2 separate regions of the Homo sapiens genome follow, and region 1 is linked to region 2. The links are chromatin contacts, found by Hi-C or POLR2A ChIA-PET in ENCODE. All regions are on one chromosome and are shown on one strand. The core of a region is the stretch at or near the end of the contact, and the rest is flanking DNA. Distances in the headings are between cores, read along the strand shown.

Evidence for each region. A loop is a pair of places that touch in the nucleus more often than their neighbours do. ChIA-PET counts read pairs that join two places held with the same protein, here RNA polymerase II (POLR2A). Pooled maps may share reads with other maps.
Region 1: a loop to region 2 is called in a map of CD14-positive monocyte, with 2.3 times the contacts of the local background. The contact joins the promoter of MEPE here to the promoter of DMP1-AS1 in region 2. A Hi-C loop is called at or near these places in 1 of 168 maps with a recorded cell type or tissue (CD14-positive monocyte) and 1 of 50 pooled maps. POLR2A ChIA-PET finds 5 or more read pairs at or near these places in 1 of 52 experiments (Panc1).

Annotation. Positions count from the first base shown.
Region 1 is chr4:87,831,466-87,836,895 of GRCh38, forward strand. It overlaps MEPE (matrix extracellular phosphoglycoprotein), which reads left to right and starts at 1,504. Exons shown (of 4, transcript NM_020203.6): 1 at 1,504-1,549; 2 at 3,238-3,303. The coding sequence starts at 3,250.
Region 2 is chr4:87,729,933-87,735,979 of GRCh38, forward strand. It overlaps DMP1-AS1 (DMP1 and DSPP antisense RNA 1), which reads right to left and starts at 2,482. Exons shown (of 4, transcript NR_198971.1): 1 at 2,383-2,482; 2 at 431-561.

The DNA of each region.
Region 1 (5,430 bases), core at 254-2,753, 100 kb after region 2:
TCCTATTACCATTTTTCCCCAAACTTCTTCAGAATATGACCACGTCTCATCATCCCTTCTGCCGCACTCAGGTTCAAGCCTCCATCATCTCTGGCTGGGATTATTACAAGAGCTTCCTAGCCATTCTCTCTGCCTTTTTCCTACTTCAGTCACTCCTCAATCATGCCTGTGCTTAAAACCTCCAAGGACTTTTCTTCTCACTCATAGCAATGTCAAAAGCATTGCAATGACCTACAGGTCCTATACCATCTGCCATCTAATACCCTTCTGACCTCATTTGTTGCTATTCCCCTTGCTCAGGCCTCCAACCAAAGTGGCCTCTTCTCTGTTCCTGGAACAAGTCACAAGGCTTTTATTTCTGGGGCACTATTTTTCTTATTTCTTCTTCCTGGAATGGTCTTCCCATAGACAGTCATATGGCTGCAGGCTTATCTGAGTCTGTTCATGCTGCTACTACAGAATACCACAGACTGGGTAATTTATAAAAAACAGAAATTTATTTCACACAGTTCTGGAGGCTGGGAATTCCGCAATGAAGAGGCCAGCATGTTCATTGCCTGACGAGGGCTGTCTATCTCTTCTTCCAATTTGGCACCTTGCTACTGCATCTCCAGAGGGGACAAATGCTGTGTCTTCACACTGCAGACAAGCAGAAGGGCAAAAAGGGACTAGCTAGTTTCTTCTTGCCCTTTTATAAGGTCATTAATCCCATTCATACTGGGGTCTGCCTTCATGACTTAATCACCTTCTAAAGAGCCCATCTCTCAATACTGTCACCTTGGGTTTAAGTTCTAACATGGGAATTTTGGAGGGACACGTACATTGAAACCATAACAAGGTCTTTACTCAAAAGTTGCCTTCTCATTGAGGCCTTCCCAGGACTTCCTATCTAAAATTTCAACCCAGTGTCCCCACCCCCAATGCTTGTTACTCCCCAACAATACTTTTTCTCCTTAGACTTAGTATATGTCACTATCTAATCTATTTAACTCATTTATCTTGTTTATTATCTGTCTCCCTTATTGGATTCTAAGCTCCAGGAAGACAGGGATTTTTTTCTGTCTTGTTTTGTTCACTGCAGTTTCGCCAATGCCTGTCACACAGTAGGCACCTAAAACATTTTTGTTAAATGTTGCTGAATTTCACTTAGATAAAATTGACATCATAAACTTTCTACATAAAAGGATAGCAAAAATGTTTTCCATTTCTAAACTTGTTAGGTATTCAGTCAGTCCTAATTAGCAGTTCTGAAATCAATTTTGATTATCTGACAACATGATGTCCAAACTGAGGTATTTATATTTTCTGTTTATCCCACTTTCTGGAACATTTGATAGTAGCTTTCTACCACAAACACATTTTTAGATTAAAATTACTTCACCCCCTATGGTTATCTGTGGGCGCTTGTAACAAATTGTTTGCTAGCGCTGAGTGAGCCAGTGCTGATTGGCCATTGGGAACTCTAACAAACTTTAAATTTCAGCAAAATGCCCAGAGACTTCTAATCCTGCAACAAGAAGCCAGGTATTCTGAAGGTGAAAGATACCAGGTAATTTGGCTTTCATGTTCTTGACAGCAAATAGCTTTATATCATAGTTGTTTACGTTTTTAAGATGCTTGCCACCCAAGTATGGTTTTATTACTTTTGAAAATCTTCTCTACTGAGCAAAACTGTGTAATATTTGGTGCTTTGTTTTATAAAATAGGAAATGCGTTACCATGCTCTAGAAATCATCAACTAAAATTGATGATTTGATAGCAACTTTCTCTTTTTTTTTGTTATTAGCATTATCAAGATCCACAGTAACTCAGACTTCAGTTTTCTTCTATCCCTTCACTTAACAAACTGCAATCAGGAAAATCTGATCTTATTCATACTTTGAAACCTCATCTGTGTTGATATTTCTACTGATGAGCATTAACTCATTTCATAAGTTACTTACGTTGTCCTGATCTATAAAATGCTTGGAAGGGTAAACTATAGTTAGAATTTAGATCCTTCTAATTGCATTAATTTAGAAAAACATAGCCTAGGATTTTAGAATATATTTAATAGTTACAATCATTTCTCCAAATACCAGCTTTTCCTTGAGGTGTTTAAAGATTGCAAGAATATTTAGATTATTTTTTCCCATAAAAACAAGTTTTTCTTCAAGAAATCTCAGAGTGGCATAAATTTATTGTTTTCACAATATAATAATAAGATCAATAGTCCAAAGACATGTTGACTTTTTTCCAATCTAATGGCTACTTAAGTGAGCTCACTAGTTCCTGTTGGTATATTTACCAAAATATAAACAAATACCTTTATTTGTAACTAAATGTTAGTATTTTGAACATCATTTTGTTGAGCCCAATATAAAATATGATTTGCCTTTAAGTCAACTGTACATGGATTTTTCTGTAATAAGATAAAAGAATAGAAAGTTATTTAAGGTGGCAGAGAGTCTTGATGAAGAAAACTGGGTCTAGAGCCACATTGCCTGGATACTAATCCCAGTTCTGCCCCTTAATATTTGTGAATTCTAAAGCAAGTTATTTGATCTTTTTGTGTCTATTTCCTAATCTATACAACAGGCATAGTAACGCCGCCTAACTTGTAGGGTTGTTGTGAGGCTCAAATAATTGAATGCATGCAAAATTCTTAGACCCAGTGCTTGGCTCATTTTAGTATTCAATAAATGTTAGCCATTAATGTCAGTGTTGCAAAAATTAGTTCACTCTCCAGCCCATGGATGGCTACTAATTCAGACACATTGCTAATGAACATGAGACACAGATTAGGGCACCAGCCCGGAGGCAGATAAGCTTTCCTCACAGTGCAATCTGCTACCCTGACAAACTTAGAGTGTGTTATGAGCTGCTACATCAACTTAATGTCATTTTGAATTACACAAATAATTAAACAATCTCTTTCTAAAGACAAGAGGAAGAAGAGCTGATGATAGAGCAAATAAATGTGTCTATAAAATATATTTCTATCAACTGACTTTACTGTTTTAATGATATTGAATAATTTTCATTTTCACATTGGAATAACTAGACATATGAAAGTTCTTAAAATGTCCACACTCGGGTATAAGCAAGTTATACATAGTCTATACACACACATACACAAAAGGATATGAACTGCCAAGGGGAAGGGTGTTTATATATTCCTATGTGTTTTATCTCTTCTTATGGCTGCAGTTTATAACTGGCAATGCTTTGTGGTAAGATATTGTTGTCTTTTTACAGAGATTCTCAAAGATGCGAGTTTTCTGTGTGGGACTACTCCTTTTCAGTGTGACCTGGGCAGCACCAGTAAGTATTTACAAATTCAATTATATTTCAGATAATCTCTTGCTCTCTTCATTTGTTTTTCTTTCAAGCAACGTCTATTTAAATTAGTAGCATCTACCTAATTCAGTTATTTTAAAAAGAACCAAGCAAACAGAAAGCATCTAGCACTTAACACTCTTAACAAAGGAGGTTCTCAATAAACATGTGCTGAATTATGAGATCTGACAACATTGTCTTTTAAGGAACACCAAAAACAGATTTTTTGAGAAAACCAAGAGGCAGCCGCAGCATTTCAAATCAGCTGATACTAATGAGTGATACTCAAAGACTCAAATTATAACATGGTAAAATAATCTTTGACTATTTTCCTGTAAACTTAAAGAATTTGACATGAATGTTTTAAAGCTAACCAGCTAGATTTAGTAAATAGATAAAAATGCAAAGAGACAAGAACTCTTCTGTATTTCTTGCAACACCCCAATACTGTGGGATCCTACTTGTGATTTTCTCTTCATCAGCGAGGCTAGAGGTGGGACGTAGTACCTCCAAGCTTAACCCAAATCAAGCTCCTACTTCCTTGTGTGTCTTTTCTTCCCTCTGACTCACCCAGTTGAATATTCAGGATGTGACCAAATTATCTTGTGAAAATGCTGAGTGTTAGTTATTTTCTGCAATGCAGACACAGTGCTAATTAGATAATGTCTGAGCAGCATCCTAACTTATCAGAATAACCTTTTTGGTTGGAGAACCATGGAAACAAATAGTCATCCCATTGCCAATCATACTTATATATAGGTCCTGAGTGAGTGGGTGACTGCTAGGGTAACCAGGCTGATGAGGATGACCAGGGAAGCAGAGGGCCTCATGGAGGGCAGTGGAAGTTGGGGAAATGTGTTCCCTTCTCCGCACACACTCTGTGCAACAAGGGTGTGCAGTACAGTACTGTGGAGGCTGTACTGCTCACAACACACATTTGCGAGACCCCATGCACAGACCTCACTCAATCAAGGCCTAGAGGCTCAGGTGCCTCTCCCACCTCTCACGGTGGAAAAATGAGTCTTGCTGACCTAGCTCAAGTTGGCCAGCTGAAGATTTTATTTTGAGCAACATGTTCCAAGAAGCAGCTGGAGTGGGGCTTTCTCATCATTTTCCAGTAAATGTGCTATGTCAACATTGATTCAGTGACCACTGATCAGAAGAGGATGCCAGCTTTCCTGCCCAGAGGCAGACAATGCCATCTCCATTACAGGGCCACATTCAAGCCTAAGACATCTGCTTGGGGGTATAGAGGGGACAAGGGAGGGATGCGTATTTCAAATGAAAGCAGCTCAGCAAGGATGCAGAGGCAACATTTGTAACTGTGAATCATTAAATATGATGTTTTCTTCCAGGTATATAGATGCCATTTTAGTAATTACCTGAATTTTTAAATGATAGATTGGTGGCTTAAGAAATTAGTATATACTCAGCCACTTGCATACGTCTTAGAATTATAAGCCAAATTCTAAATGATTTTTAAAAGGAAGAAAATGAATGTTTATTAGGCTATGCAATTCGGTTAATATTCATCAAGATGCAGTTAGACTAGAAAGACTTTGTTATAAGTCACAATAAATCAAAACTGTACCGAGGTACTCTATATTGTCAAGTATGTTTCTAATCCATATGTGTGTGTGTGTGTGTGTTCTGTAAGAAGATCCCTGACACCCCATACTATCATTTCTTTCTTTTGCTTAATATCTGCCCATCTCATTTTTATGCTTTCTTCTTCCTATAGTCCAATTTCCAGAACTGTTTGCCCTGGTTTTATATTTTTGAAGAGTGATATAATTGTCCAAATTTATATTCACATGATCATATAAGAATCAACATAAGAAATGCAATAAAGGATAAAACTATAAAAGATGCCTTGACGATAATTAATATAAAGTTTAGGAACATTTCCTCTTATTACTAAATGCTTTTTCATATTTAATCATTCAAAAATTTATTATTTTAACCCTGGGACTTTGAGGCAGAAGATTTAAATTAAAATATCTTCTCTACTTCTACTGCAACTACCAACTATGAGTGTAGGCACTTCTGTTTCTTCTACTGCTCATCTTATAAAGGTTACTTTGGGACTCATATGAGATTATAAGTACAAAA
Region 2 (6,047 bases), core at 1,232-3,731:
GCAAAATGCAATTATTTTATTAAAACATTTGTTTCCCTCTTGCTTTTTTTTTGTCCTGTTTTTTCCTGGTGTATTTTGTGTTTGGTAGGTTAAATGGCTGGTTTCTTTGTTCCTGTGGCATTTGGACTGAGTTCTTGTTACTGGACATTAGAACTCACTTTGTCTAATAGGTGACTAAATATTTGCTAATCAAATATTCATTACCTACTGTATATGGCTGAGGGTGGAGAAGGGAATTGAGTTCCAAGGGGCCCAATGGGACTTTCTAAGGTGACAAAAATATTGTATCTAAATTGTGGTACTGGTTTCAGGGCCACATGCATTTGTCAAAACCCATCCAACTGTACTTTACTGTTTAAGTTATGCCATAATAAACCTGACTTTTTAAAAGGCTCTCAAGCAGAATGTCCCTTGTGGGCAGGTCACTTACCTGGGCGAGACTTGATGACCACGAGAGGGAAATAGGCACAAGACTGGGGCCACCCAGAGGAGTAGTGGGGAGGTTCTGACAGCAGCTCACCACCAGGGAAGGCTGACCGCAGTGGACTTCAGACCTGAGACCTTGCAATGATGGATGGAGACTTTGTCATCTGTTGGCCCCAGGAGAGGTGACAGGCAGCACCTCCCAAAACCCCATTAGGTTGTGCCCTGGCTGAGGACCATGCATCCTGAGAGCTCGAGACTCCCGCAGGTTGCTGACATGGGGGCAGCCTCCCTCCTGCTTTTATAGATACTTTAATAGAAGTATGCTGAAGCAGGTTTTGGGTTTATGAATGGATTGAAAAGAGGAGGAAATGAGGGTCAGAGAGATAAAAACGATCTAAGAAAGAGATTGCCTATTTATCTCTAAAAAATACAAGGGAGCCAATATAAGAATCAGGACTGCAGTCGACAAAAGCAGACCTATGTGGCAGGGAGAGAAACCTTGTGTGGCTTCGTCCCAGTACTGGCCCCCAGAGAAGAGTACAGTCCTGGTCATTTCCTAGCAGAGGGGGGGAAAATGCAGATGTGCTTATTTTAAAAATGGTTTTTGATGGACACCCACCAACCACACAAACCCATAAAATAGGATTCTGTACAAAGACATTCAATCCCATTCATGTTATATTGCTGAAGAATGAGTTTCAGAAGAGATGATCTATCACACGAGCAAAGCAACGTTTATGTGATACAATGCGACCACTGCACAGAGACAAACTCGAAGAGGGTGGAGAATGATGGTTTTGATTCTTTGAAGAATTTTCCTCAAAAATGCTTTTCTGTGGGTGGCATTTTAAAAAAAAAATCCATCTAGTTGTCTTTGTCTGCAACTCTATACCAGATACATCATAGGATGCTTTTGTTTCAGCCCAGAAAGTGAAATTCTGGTCTTGGATACTTTAAATGTAAAATCCAAAGAGGTCAGCTGCTCATAGGAGATGATCGGGAGTAAATGGGCCACCTAGCAGGATTCAAAGCCACAAGATTAGAGGTTGGGTAGCTCTCTTAATTCTCAAAAATTCTTATGGGAGAACCTCTAAGAATGAGAAGAGGGAAAATTAAGGCTATAAATTGTCATTCTTTTTGTCTTCTCATCTTTCCCAACACAGACATTCCCCCCTACCCTGAACTATTTTATTTATTTTTGTTTATCATCTGTTTGCATAGTTTATATCTAGTTGCAGCATTTCTTTGCAACCCAGAAGTACAATGAGGGTAGGAGACAGACAAACAAACCCTTTCCATTCTACCTGTTTCTTTCTTGTTGATTCATTCGTTCATTTAAAAAATATTTACTGGCTGGGCACAATGGCTCATGCCGGTAATTACAGCACTTTGGGAGGACAGGGTAGGAGGATCATTTGAAGCCCGGAGTTTGAAACTGGCTTAGGCAACATAGCAAGATCCCATCTCTATAAAAATAAAAATTAGTTGGGTGTGGTTGTACATGTCTGTATTCCTAGCTACTGGGGAGGCTGAGGAGGGAGGATCTGTTGAGCACAGGAGTTTAAGGCTGCAGTGAGCCATGACCACACTGTTGCACCCTAGTCTGGATGACAGAGTGAAACTCTGTCTCAAAAAAAAAAATCTACTGATTGCCTCTGATTAGCCAAGTGCTGTTGTAGGTGTGCAGGATACATCAGTGAACAAATAATCATACATTATTTCCCCCAAGGAGCTTATATTATAGTCAGGGTCAAAAACCAAAAGAACAAAAAATAAGCAAAAACGGTAACAATAAGCAAAAATAAATAAAAATAATTAAATTACTACTTATTAAAATAAATATTAATATTAATTAACTATCAATTAAATTAATTTACTTATTATAAATTTAAACATTTATCCTTTATAATGATAAATATAATAAATTTAATAATAAACATTAAAAATAAATGTTACCTAGTTTGCTGAGAGATGAAAAGAGCTGTTATGCATTAAATTGTGTTCTCCACTCCAAAATTCGTATGTTGAAATTCTAACACCCACTTCCTCAGAATGTGACATTTGGAAATAAGGTTGTTGCAGATATTACTGTGAAGTTAAGATGAAGTCATTTGGGTGGGCCCTAATCCAGTATGACTAGTGTCCTTATAAAAAACGGAAATTTGGACAGAGAGAAGCAGAGTCTCACACAGGAAGAATGCCATGTGAACATAAAGGCAGAGACTGGGTGATGAATCTGTAAGTCAAGGAACACTAAAGTTTGCCAGCAACCACCAGAAGCTAGGAGAGAGGCGCGGGATGGTCCCTCTCACAGCCCACAGAAGGAACCAACCCTGCCCTTCGGAGTTCAGACTTCCCGCCTCTAGAACCACAAGACAATGAATTTTTGTTTCTTAAGCCGCTCTCTTGATGGCATTTTGTTATAGCAGCCCTAGCAAACAAATACTGGGGCTACGAAAATTACGGAGGAGCATAAGGGGTATTGGGAATCCTTCACAGGATTCCATGAGTCATTTTTCACATAGGGAAACCAAGAGGTAACAGATGATTTTCTTGACCACCCTCACCTACTAGGAAAACCTGATTGTTGGTTCCCCGTCCTTCCCTCTCCCCAGCACTTTGTAGACATCTCCATAATGGCTCCTGTTTTAACCTGTTTTCACACTGCTATAAAGATACTACCTGAGACTGGGTAATATATAAACAAAAGAGGTTAAATTGACTCACAGTTCCGCATGGCTTGGGAGGCCTCAGGAAACTTACAATCATGGCGGAAGGTGAAGGAGAAGCATCTTTTTACATGGTGGCAGGAGGGAGAGAGTTCAGAGGAAACTGCCACTTTTAAAACATCAGATCTCGTGAGAACTCTCTCACTAACACGAGAACAGCATGGGGAAAACCACTCCCATGATCTAATCACCTCCCACCAGGTCCCTCACTTGACTTGTGGGGATTACAATTCGAGATGAGATTTGGATGGGGACGCAGAGTCAAATCGTATTGGCTCCATCAAACTGTACCGAGTGATTTATTTCTGTCTTCATCTATCTCTCCCTCACCATCTATCTCAATGAGGGATCATCTCATTCTCCTTCCTGTGTTTTAATTTCTAGCACATAACCTGCACTTGGTAAGTGCTCAATATGTGTTAATTAAATAGATGGAGAATGCATATAAATTCCATGAGAATTTAATGTGTGCAAGTTTCCTATGGTCTTATAATTAATATAATTTGATATAGATGAAATTCATAACTTCTCATGAAATGGGGCATTGGCAGCTGCCCCTCTTGGGTGGAGCACATATTCTGAAACAGTGAGGTTTTTTGGGGATGAGCATGATCTCAGAGCTCCTTGCCTGCTATGGGAAGCTTGTGCCTGTTTTCCACCCAAAAACCAGAGATAACAATGGCACTGCCTACCTCACATGATGTTGTGAGAGCTAACACATAGAATGAATGCTTCAAATAATGCTGGCCTTGAGAGAGTTCTTAAAGAGTACTAACCGTTATTACTGCTGTTCATAGAGATTCATTTGAGAAGACTTCTAAAAGCATTCAATAATTGGGTGCCTGGGTCACTGTGGATGAAATGAGAGTCCAGAATTGTCTCACTGCTCATTGGGTTGACGGTCTAATGGGGAAAGCAAAGAGTAACAAAATAATTACAAATAAATAAACAGTGCAGGTGTGATCATAGCTATGAAGGAGAGATACCTAGTGCTTGGAGACCACTGATGGAGGACTTAACTGATATGCAAGGTTAGGGAGAATGAGTTGAGATCTCAGATATGAGTAGGAATTGCCTACTGAGGATGGGAAGAACAGTATTCCTGGAGGAATGAGTGGGTAGGAGCCCTGAGGCAGTAGGAGCTTTTCTTGTTTATGGAAGGGAAAGGAGGCCAGCGTGCCTGGGGTGCAGCAAGTGAGAGGAGCATGGCTCAAGGTGAGGCTGAGCAAAGACACGGCAGACAGCTCATGCAGAGCTTTTGTCACCTTGCTAATTATTTGGCATAATGGAATCTGAGTGAGGTATTGGGGGTGAGTTGTGAGGAACAACATGCTCAGAGTTTCCTTTTGAAAATCATTCAGGTTGCAGTGTAGAGAATGACTAAGAAGCACAGAGTGAATGCAGGTAGACCCCATCAGAGGGAAGGGTCATGGTAGCTTGGGCTTAAGTGATAGTTTGTAGAAATGGAGAGAAGTGATAAATTGAAAATGGGTGGTGACAGAAAGGGGGCTATTGAAGACCAGGGCAGGTTGCTGACTTTGTCACTAGTATGGTTACAAAGGGTCTCACTCATGAGACCACACACTGAAGAGAACTGATTTTGAATATTTTGACTATAAGGTACTTTTGAGACATCCAAGTGAAAATGTCCAGTGCTCAGTGGAGCATATGGGCTGATGGTGCAGAAAAGAATCATATAAATATCAGGCATTCAGGCATCCATTGCCCTGAGGGAAAGATGTAAAGGAGTGAGTATTTTGTGGTCTGACTATAGCCCCCAAATTGCAGAGCTAGTCCCTGGGAAAGAGATGGACCAACTGGCCTAATGTGTCATACTTTCTTCCTTTCCAGCGATTTCTATTTTGAGTCCTCAATATACTAGGTGGCCCAAACTTAACCACAGTCAGTTGGAGACCTAGGAATTTCTCGAGACCTGTGTCTAAATGGAAGGCTTGAGTGGTGCCACCACCCTGTGGGGAGGCACAAGATCTTCAGTCATCTGTCTGCACAGTTATCTAGTCCTGAGTCATCAGTCCACTCAGGTTGTAAGGAGATATCCCTCTTCCTGTCCACATGACCCCTTCAGGTGTGGCAACTCTTTTTGTTTCTTTCTCATCACACTTGAGAGACAACAATTATTCTGCTGCTTCTGTCAAGGTCTGAAGCACAGGAATCTAGGTCTGCCTTTGGCTCCGTGGGCCTGGACTCAATGTGCAGCGCTCCATTCTCATCAGGACTCTACTAAGGGAGAGAGGTAGTTAATGACCTCTGCTCCCAGGCACCTCAAATTTCTGCCAAGGCTGTATACCAGGAACTGGGAGACAGTTTCTCATCCAGTCTCTCCAAAACCTCTCCAGGATCCTGCCATCTTTTAGGGACTCCAACCCCATAAAATGGGTGGAGCAAGGCTCAGCTCTCTGGTTCCTACCCACAAATCCACTCTCCTTCATCTAACTCCTGCCCTCTTCCCTCCATGTAGCTTGTGGAATAGGCTCCTAATCTGCTTTTTTTTTTTTTTTTTCTGTGCCAGGATTATCCTTGTTTCTCCTAAGGCTTTGGATTTTAAAAACCAAAGCAAGGAAGACTCTGTTTTCCCTTCTACTTCATATTGTATCATTCTCTGAGGAGACAAGTTCAGAGAGCCTAGATCCTCAAATGGAAATTTGAGAGAAATTGGAAAGAGAGGATCAATGTTTTAAAAATGTCTTCATGCCACAGCTAAGAGAAAAAGTTCCCTTTTACCCCTTCGAGATGATTATATGATCAGATCAAATAGTGTAGGTTATAATGAAAAATAGCTACATAATTAATCTTGAGGTCAGAGACTCTGTGTGTTTATATATCCACATGAAGTAGTATAAGCTATTTTCCTTTTAGTTCCTTCTTAACCGA